2 separate regions of the Homo sapiens genome follow, and region 1 is linked to region 2. Evidence: chromatin contacts called from ENCODE Hi-C or POLR2A ChIA-PET data. All regions are on one chromosome and are shown on one strand. Each heading gives the region's core, a stretch centred on a gene start or an enhancer-like site at or near the end of the contact. The rest is flanking DNA. Distances are from core to core; before and after follow the strand shown.

The links. Hi-C counts contacts between places; a loop is a spot of excess contacts on that map. ChIA-PET counts read pairs that join two places held with the same protein, here RNA polymerase II (POLR2A). Pooled maps may share reads with other maps.
Region 1: POLR2A ChIA-PET joins it to region 2 with 11 read pairs in PC-3. The contact joins the enhancer-like site here to the promoter of MIR181A2HG in region 2. A Hi-C loop is called at or near these places in 1 of 50 pooled maps. POLR2A ChIA-PET finds 5 or more read pairs at or near these places in 7 of 52 experiments (H1, K562, MCF 10A and 4 more).

What each region holds. Positions count from the first base shown.
Region 1 is chr9:124,807,826-124,812,308 of GRCh38, reverse strand. OLFML2A (olfactomedin like 2A) reads right to left here. Exons shown (of 8, transcript NM_182487.4): 7 at 4,343-4,483; 8 at 1-2,501. The coding sequence ends at 1,897. Among named protein-coding and RNA genes, the nearest start is that of OLFML2A, 33 kb to the right of the region's middle. RefSeq lists enhancers at 98-600, 601-1,101. Within about 2 kb of position 1,273, at least 10 of the 41 ENCODE cell types and tissues checked have a DNase peak (open chromatin) inside an H3K27ac peak, as active enhancers do; they include PC-3 and PC-9, where a contact is called at or near this core.
Region 2 is chr9:124,656,329-124,660,566 of GRCh38, reverse strand. It overlaps MIR181A2HG (MIR181A2 host gene), which reads right to left and starts at 2,131. Exons shown (of 2, transcript NR_038975.1): 1 at 1,826-2,131. All of the region lies in intron 2 of NR6A1 (nuclear receptor subfamily 6 group A member 1), which reads left to right. RefSeq lists enhancers at 1,094-1,143, 1,965-2,084.

The sequences.
Region 1 (4,483 bases), core at 24-2,523, 150 kb before region 2:
GGGTGCTGTAGTCCCAGCTACTAGGGAGGCTGAGGCAGGAGAATCGCTTGAACCCAGGGGGCAGAGGTTGCAGTGAGCCGAGATCGCGCCACTGCACTCCAGCCTGGGCGACAAGAGCAAAACTCCAACTCAAAAAAAAAAAAAAAGGCATTTCTTTACACTCTTACACTCTTGGCTGTGCAGCTGACCTTCCTAACATGGCAACTGGTATTCAAACATACAGACATCCAGGGAGCTGGCATTGGGACAGAATGAAGGCAGCAAGGGCCAGGGGGCAGGTGAGGATGAGCAGTAAATGTCCTTCACAGGTGCTGGGGTGCCTTCCCAGGTAGGGCAGCCTCCATGTGCGGAGAATAAAGGATACAGACAGAACCCTTCTGGAAGGAGATCGGCTGTGCCCAGCTCCCAGTGTGACACTGAGCTGCTCTCTAAACTTTTCTGAGCCTCTTTTCTCTTTCATGAAACAGGGAGTTGGGCTAGAAAATTTCTTTCCAGCTCTAAAAATACTGTCTAAAAAAGCAGAAGAGGGGCAGGCTTGAAGGCCTCGTCCTCTGGGCTGTGTGGGTCTGAGGCTCTGGGGAGCCACCAGTGGCCCCGGGCAAGGTGGCCCCCGTGCATCCTCAACCCAAGTCCTGGGTCGAGCCAGGAAAAGTCCAGTCTGCAGACCCTCAGTTCTTCCCTCCCCGTTCCCACCCTCTGGTTCTCTCCTGCAACCAGAAGAAGGCCTGATGCCTCCCCTGGACCCAACTACTCACACCATGTCTTCTGCAGCCCCCAGGCTGCTGGGCCAGCCTGCCCAGTGACCAGGTCAGGGCTGGCAAGGAAGAGGGAAACTGTGCCATCCTGGCACCACACCAGACTTGGGCCTAGGGTCTTATTCATGGCAGACCCGGAGGTATCCCTGAGTGTGTAAAGGTTGTGGGTTTGAAAGCCCAGAGAAAAAGGACAAGGCGGACTCCAGGCCCAAAGGCTCTGGGATGAACCAGGGAGGGGACCCAAGGCCTGACTATGTGAACAACGCCAGTGCTTCTGGGTGGAGAGGGAGCCTCAGCTCAGCTCCCCACCCTGGCAGAGCTGCCGGCTGCCTTCTCAGCTGCTGCTGCAGAAACAAATGACGGCACTGATGAAGAATAAGAGAAAATAAAAATGAGCATAGAGCAGACAGGGGCCTTGGAACAGAGGATGGGATTTTCTCTCGGGGTGCGGTTTCTGCTCAGCAGCTAGGTGACGGTAGAGGTTTGGAATGTGGCCGGACAGCGGGTGGGGTGGGCTGGGCTGAGGGGGCTGGCCAAAGACAAGAGACAAGGACATTGGCTAAGGGGCCCAAAGCCCAGGGCCACCAACAGCTCAGCCAGAACAGGGCCCTAGGATGGCAGGCAGAGCCAGGGCCTCCACCCCACACCAGTACACTGGCCCTAAAGACCTCTGGTTCTGAGTGGCCCTGGGAAGGGAGACTGGGTTGAGAGAACAAGGGAGACCGGGGAGATGGGGGAGGGCAGGGAGGGGAGGGCGTGGTGAAGTCTCCTCATCCCTAAAATGGGGCTGTCCTGAGAGCACAGCCTGCCTGATCACAACTGAGGTGTTAGGCAAGGGACGGTGCCTCTCTGAGCCTGTCTCCTCGTCTGTTAAATGGGTTCATGATCTCTACCTCCAAGGGAGGTGCTAGGAGAATCAAACGGGTAAGTGTGTGGGAAGTGCTTGGCACGGTGCTCTGCAAGTGGAAGCAAGTATTACCCACTGGGTGCTGAGGAAGCTCAATCCTGGTGACCACCTCATGCCCAGTCCCAGCCCTGGGCTGGCCCCCAATAAATATTTGCGGACTGGGTCAGTTGCAGGAGCTGCTGTGCAAAGCCCCTCCCGCACTGCTGCCCCTCTCCGGGGAGCACAGGTCTCCACTCAGACCACGAAGTGGAGGGTGTAGGTGAGCTGGTGGCCATTGTCCCAGGCGTACAGCACCCGCTCCTTGGGGTTGTAGTCGATCTGGGTGGTGTAGGCGTGCTCGTTGAGGAACGGCAGCTGGGGGCGTGCGTCGGTGCCCGTGTGCGTGTCGAAAGCGTAGGCGACCTGGCCTTCCTGCTGGTTGTACGTGTCCACGGCATACAGGATGCCGCACACCAGGAAGCAGTTCCCGTAGGAGTTCCGCCGCAGCCGTGTCTTCCACGTGGTCTCCCGGTGCACGGAGAGATCGCCGGGGTCCAAGCGACTCAGGACGATCACCTCGGGCTGGGCCTCATCGCGGTCGTCCACGGCGGGGTAGATGACCCACAGGCCGCTCTCGTCCACGGCAAAGTCAATGTCCGAGTGTCCGCGCCACTTCCAAGGTGTGGTGTCCTCATATACCACGTCGGGCAGCAGCGCCCAGGAGGCCACGAAGCGCTGCCGTAGGTCGTACTTGATGATGTTCTTGGTGAAGGCGCGGTTGTAGTAGAAGGCGCCCTGGTACACCACGTGGCCTGTGCCGATCCAGTTGTAGGGTAGCTTGTACATGTTACTCCAGCGGCCTGCAGGCGAGGGCGATGGTCACCCCAGACCTCCCGAGCAACCCCAGCCCACCCACATCCCCTGAGCCCACCAAGGGCTCTCAGTGGCCCAGTAAGTGACTGATACCAAGCATGTGCAGTGTGCCTGGAGCTGGGATGACATCTTATTATGGCACAAGCGTCTCCTGAAGGAGGTCTATCGTCATCCCATCTGCTTAAAAAAAAAAAGGCTCAGAGGATCAAGGTCGCCCAGCTCTGGAATGGCACAGCTAGGATTTAGACACAGGGTGACATCAGCCCCATTCTTTGTCTCCAGGCCTTCGTCCCTGCTGTTCCTCTGTTAGGACTGCCATTCCCCAGGCCATCTGCTTGGGGAATGCCTGCCCATCTTTCAGAGCCCCAGGCCAATGTCACCTCCTCTAGGAAACCTTCACTGACCTCCCTAGCCTGAGTGAGGGGCCTCTCCTCCAGCCTCCCATAACCCTTTGTCTTTTATCCCCCCAGGACACGTCTGTAGCAGCCAGACAGAAGCCTTCATCTTGATACTTATCACTGGCTTCCTCCACCACCCTGTGCGCTGCTTGAGCAGAAAGCCGGCCAATTTTGAGCTAGCGGAGGAAGGATTTCAGTTGTTCCAGGCCTTTATTTTTTTCATATTTTTCGAGATAGAGTCTCTCTCTGTCATCCAGGCTGGAGTGCAGTGGTGCGATCTCGGCTCACTGCAACCTCTGCCTCCCAGGTTCAAGCAATTCTCCTGCCTTAGCCTCCCAAGTAGCTGGGATTACAGGCGCCTGCCACCACACCCAGCTAATTTTTTTTTTTTTTTTAATTTTTTAGTAGAGACGGGGTTTCACCGTGTTGGCCAGGCTGGTTTTGAACTCCTGACTTGAAGTGATCAGCCCACCTCAGCCTCCCAAAGTGCTAGGATTACAGGTGTGAGCCACCACGCCCGGCCTGTTCCAGGCCTTTAGTTGTGACTCCATGGCTCTCGGGGTTAAGTCCAAACTCCTTTATCTGGCTCACCAGGCCTGCCCCAGCTTACTCAGTCACCATCCCCCCTACCCCAGGCCATCACGTTTCCTCTCATTGCCAGGCCTCTGCATGTACTCAGCCTTCTGCCTGGAACACCCTTCCCTCTCCCTTCCGCATGGCTTACTCCTACTCTTCTTCCAGGGCCCAGCTCAGCATCACCTTCCTGGGAAGGTCTTCCCTGATCTCTAGGCTGGGTTCCCATAGCCCCTTCAGTGCTCCCTCTAATGCTGTACTGAAATCGTCTCTTTAAGCCTTTGCCTCCCCCACCAGACTGTGCATTTCTGAAGGGCAGGCTAGATCTAAATGACCCCTTCCTGGCATCATTCCCCAGGTTTGATAAGCAGAATTCTGCCCTTCCCTGTGCCGTCAGCTCCATCCTGGCCCCTGCCCAGACCTGCAGCTCCGCTAAGACCTGAGACACTGCGCACCTATAAAACAGGTGATAACCCCACCTCCTGGAGGTATGTAGCTACCAAGAGCTGATACACGGGGGGCGAGATCAGCACAGGGTAAGCGTTCAACAAATGGAAACTCAGTATTGGCCCCTTGATGGTAAGTCACACTTGTGAGGGCAGGACCATGTCTCTCTTGTTTGCCGCTGCATTCTGGTTCCTGGCAGGGTGCTAGCACACCGGGGTGCCATGGGGTCTGTCTGGGCCTCCAGCCCAGTGCCCTCAGCCCAGAACCCCCTCCTTGGGGTGGCTAACAATCTGGAGCTCAACCAGCCTATACCATAGAAACCCACAAGGCAAGGAAGGCCAAGTCCCCATGAGGACCCCTCCCCAGGTTGTCCATACCCAGCCCCCTCTCCACCTCCGGGGGTCCCTGACCTTGCTTGAAGTTTTCCAGGTTGCGGAACTCCACCAGGCTGTTTCCATAGTAGTAGTTGGTGACATAGATCCTGTCGTCTCGAGCTGCAGGGTCCTTCATCCAGGCTCCCTCGTGGCGCCCATAGCTGTGGTGCCTCACAG
Region 2 (4,238 bases), core at 882-3,381:
TGTGTCCCACAGCCTGTGACTCTGTGCTAACAAATCGCTATTGTCCAGTGGGGCGAATGGTGGCTGGAACTAAAGAATTGCTGTCTGGTTTCTATTCAAATCCAGGTAGCGAGATATATGAATGGACTTTTCGAATCGTCATGTGAATAACGTCTGCTCGGCATGAAGGCTCAGAGCCATGCTAGGAAGGATTAACTCGTAGGCTGACCACTAACATCCTTTGTGGTACGAGGGAGAAACATTCCCAAGTATCATTTTATTCACACTTAATTTTCTATCCCATACCCCCAAAATAAGGCTAGCTATTTAATTAGTTGGCTGCTTTTCTCTTAATTTTTAGTGTTTCTGTTGATAATGTGTAAGTTTGGGAAAATGCTAAGTAGCTTTTCACTTAGAACACTGTTATTTTCTCTTTAAAGTTTTCTACCTTACATTTATTATAGCATAGTTATCTTTATAGCATAGATGCAGAAAGTAAGAGAGAGCTTGTTTTTTCAAGAAAACAACCCTTTAAAATACTTTCCAACCCATGAAGGGAAAAATCCTCCTTTTTTCCCCCAAGTGCATTCTACTTATTACTTTGCATTTTTCTCCCAAAGTCCAAATTTATGCAAAGAAAATAGAAACAAGTTCAAATGCAATGCATTAACCAAATAAAACAAGTCTGCTTCAAATTAGGAACCAACCTAAGCATTTGTAAAGTGTAGCAGAATCAGAATTCTTTTAAAAATTAGATTTGGAACCTGAACTATATAATTCATAATTCTCATTTTTCTGTGGAAAATTATTTTATCTTTCTCCTGTATACCTGAAAAAATGTCCATAGGCTTAAAGGGTCATGCTTTTACATTCCTTCCATATCACAGGTACTATGAAGTAAGGAGACTTTTAGGTTTCTTTTTGTCTTAAACTCAGACAGCTTTGTAAGCAGTAGTGTGTAGATTACAAGAGTTAGACAAAAGCAGGCGCGACTGAGAAGAGTTGGTGGGGGAGAAGCTTGGGGCACTTCCTGTCACTCAACACATTCCAGATCACTAAAAAATTTCCACACCCTCTGCATTCCCCCTTGCCCACTCCAGTTCCCGGTATTTTCTGATTCCATATGTTGTGGTATTTACCATACTTCTCTCCCTCACTAGGCTCTGGCAAGACTGCTTCAGAGGGGATGCATTCCTTTAGATTGCACAAAGCGGAGCTGGGAAAATGGCTGGCAGTTTCAGAATCTAGTCACGATCGCACGCATGAGCACCTCACACATCCATGTCCCTACCCGCCCCCCCGCTCCCGCCCCTGCAGCTGGCTGACCTGTCTCACCCACTGCTGGCCTATCGAACGGCCAGGACTGTCTGGTTTTGGCTCGTGCCTTTGTCCATGTCTGGCTTAGTTCCTCTCTGTCTATGCTTGCCTCTACCCCCACCGCCCCAGGCGGCACAAGTGTTTGGCCACACAAAACTAGAGATAGAAAAGGTGGTAAAAACTTCAAACTTTTCTAAATTCTCCAACAGTTTATTTCTTGTGAATTTCTTCCTTCTTTAAATACTCCATTTTAAGAAAACAAAAAAATTAATTATCTAAAGGCAAAGAATGGAAAGCAACCTTTGTGTTCCTTATAATAACTGACTTCATAACTCTCTCCAGCTGCGTTATGGGATGTGTATAAAAAGCTTCTGTTCTGAGAACAAAGGAGCACGTGCAGAAATGAGACGAAAAAATCCACTGACAGTATTCCATTACACAAATTACTTAAAAGATTTTAGTCAAGCCCCTCAACAGATTCAATTTTAAAATGGCTTTTAGTTAAAAAAAAAAAATTGAAAGTGCTTACCCAGTAAAAGAACCGAAGTAGTCCTGAACTGTTACGTAAGACTTTTTACAGTTGGATCTTTGTCAAAAGGGGATGGGGGTGATGGGAGAAAGCAGCAACGACAATCAAAAAAGTTCGAGCTGCTGTGGCTAGAGGACAACTTCTGTGTTTCCAGATAGGATTCTTGCTGTAGAAATGGAACTTCCAGCCAGCACAGCATCCTGTCCCAGTAGAGAAATGAGTTTGTCAGTTAAAACAAAAAAAAAATTAGATACTGGAACCCAGGCTAGACGAGGTATTGAACCGCGCCAGATTTCCTTGCAGCCCTGTCTGCTCAGCTCGCATTGAACTATATATGACCCAGATGATGGACAGAAGCACATTTAGTCATGTGCACACTGGAAGAAAGCGGATTTGCTGGTCCCTGGCAGTGCAGGGGTTTGTCTTCTGATTGGGCTGTGCCCTGATCGGTGAAATGTGAAGCCCTCACCATTCAGAGGCCGTAATTCAGGACTGGCAGTTTGAGTGTCTGGCTGCCTCTAGTCACTGAGAGACTTTGAAGGTGTTGCTTTTGTTTGGTGGCATTACCCACCCAGAGGTTGCTTACACCTCTCTACTTGTGTCAGAAGAAATACTAGTCTTTCTGAAATACAAATAGGCAGCCGATTTTTCCTGAATCCTAAATCACCCTATTGTTGATAAACTTGGCTCTAACTGAAACCAATTATTTGATTTGAAAATTTATTGTGATCCTAACCAAGCTTCATATCCAGACCAACCCTTGGTCTTGATTTTATAGGTTTGATAAGGTAAAAATAAAAGTGGCATATTTGACTTTGAAGCCTCTATATGATATAAATTGCTCTTAATGAAAATTGGATAGATGGACAACAGAGAAGTGAAGTTTTAGATTCTGGAGTGTTTGGATGTATGAGGAAGAAGCTTTATGTCTTTTTATCCCCTTTGTGAGACTGTCACTCTTGTCCCAGTCCTAGTCACATTAGGGGTTGCTGGGGGGGGGAAGCTATGAAAGCATGGACCCTACTGAGCTGTGACATAGCCTTTAATCATGCAAGACAGCCACGGTCTGCTCTCTTCAGTCTGTCTGAACTAGGGTCCTTGGGGTTTATTTTCCATCTTTCTGAGCCACTGGGAAACCAGGTCATTATACAGGACTGTCATTTGTGACATTTTTGTTTAGTACATGGCAGTTGCTTTGTTTATTTAATGCAAGTTGACACTTCTTTAAAGTTTCAAAACAGTAAAGTTGTTTTGTGAGACCTTGACTCTGATATATGAAATCTACTCTACATGGACCAATCATTTTTTTCCGTGGACTTTCTTGTCTCTTTAGAAATTAGCTTATAGAGTCCTAAATTGATACTTAAACATACCAATAGTTCTGTTTATTTCTTGCCTTTCTCACAGTTGTTGAAATAATTCCATCTGTCTCTTTTGCTGTAAATTTTGGGTTTGGATGTTTGTACTTGGAATTTTTTAGATGTTGACTATATTATGCAGCACCTTCCATATGAGGACTACCCCAGAATTATTCTCTTGTCTTAACCCGAGAAAAGCTGTTTTGATGCACTATTAGATATAAGAATGTTCGAAAGAAGAGGAGATGAGCACTCTCTTGCTTTTTGTAAGCCACAAGACAATCTTTTTTTTTTCTAAGTTGTGGTAAGGTATATGTAACATAAAATTGACTGTTGTAATAATTTTTAAGTGTATAGTTCTGTGGTGTTAAGTGCATTCACGTTGTTTTGCAGCCTTCACCACCATCCATCCACCACAGAACTCTTCTCCTCTTGCAAAACTGAAATTCTCTACCTACCTGTTAAACACTAACTTGCCATTCTTCCCTCCCCCAGGCCCTGGGGACAACCATCATTCTACTTTCTCTTTGATTTTTTGTTTTTTGTTTTTGGAGACGGAATTTTACTCTTGTTGCCCAAGCTGGGATGCAATGGCACTGTCTTGGCTCACTGCAACTTCCGCCTCCTGGGTTCAAGCAATTCTCCTTCCTCAGCCTCCTGAGTAGCTGGGACTACAGGTGCCCACCACCACGCCTGGCTAGTTTTTGTATTTTTAGTAGACACGGGGTTTCACCATGTTGGCCAGGCTGGTCTCGAACTCGTGATCTCAAGTGATCCACCCACCTTGGCCTCCCAAAATCCTAGAATTACAGGCATGAGCCCACCGTGCCTAGCCTCTGTCTGTTTGCTTTTTGACTACTCTAGATACCTCATATAAGTGGAATAATACAAGATGTGTTCCCTTTTGACAGGCTTATTTCACTTAGCATGGTGTCCTCAAGGTTCATGCATGTTGTCGCATGTCAGAATTTCCTTACGTTTTAAGGCTGAATAATATACCATTGCATGTGTATACTACTGTCTTAGTCCCTTTAGTGTTGCTGTAAAGGAATACC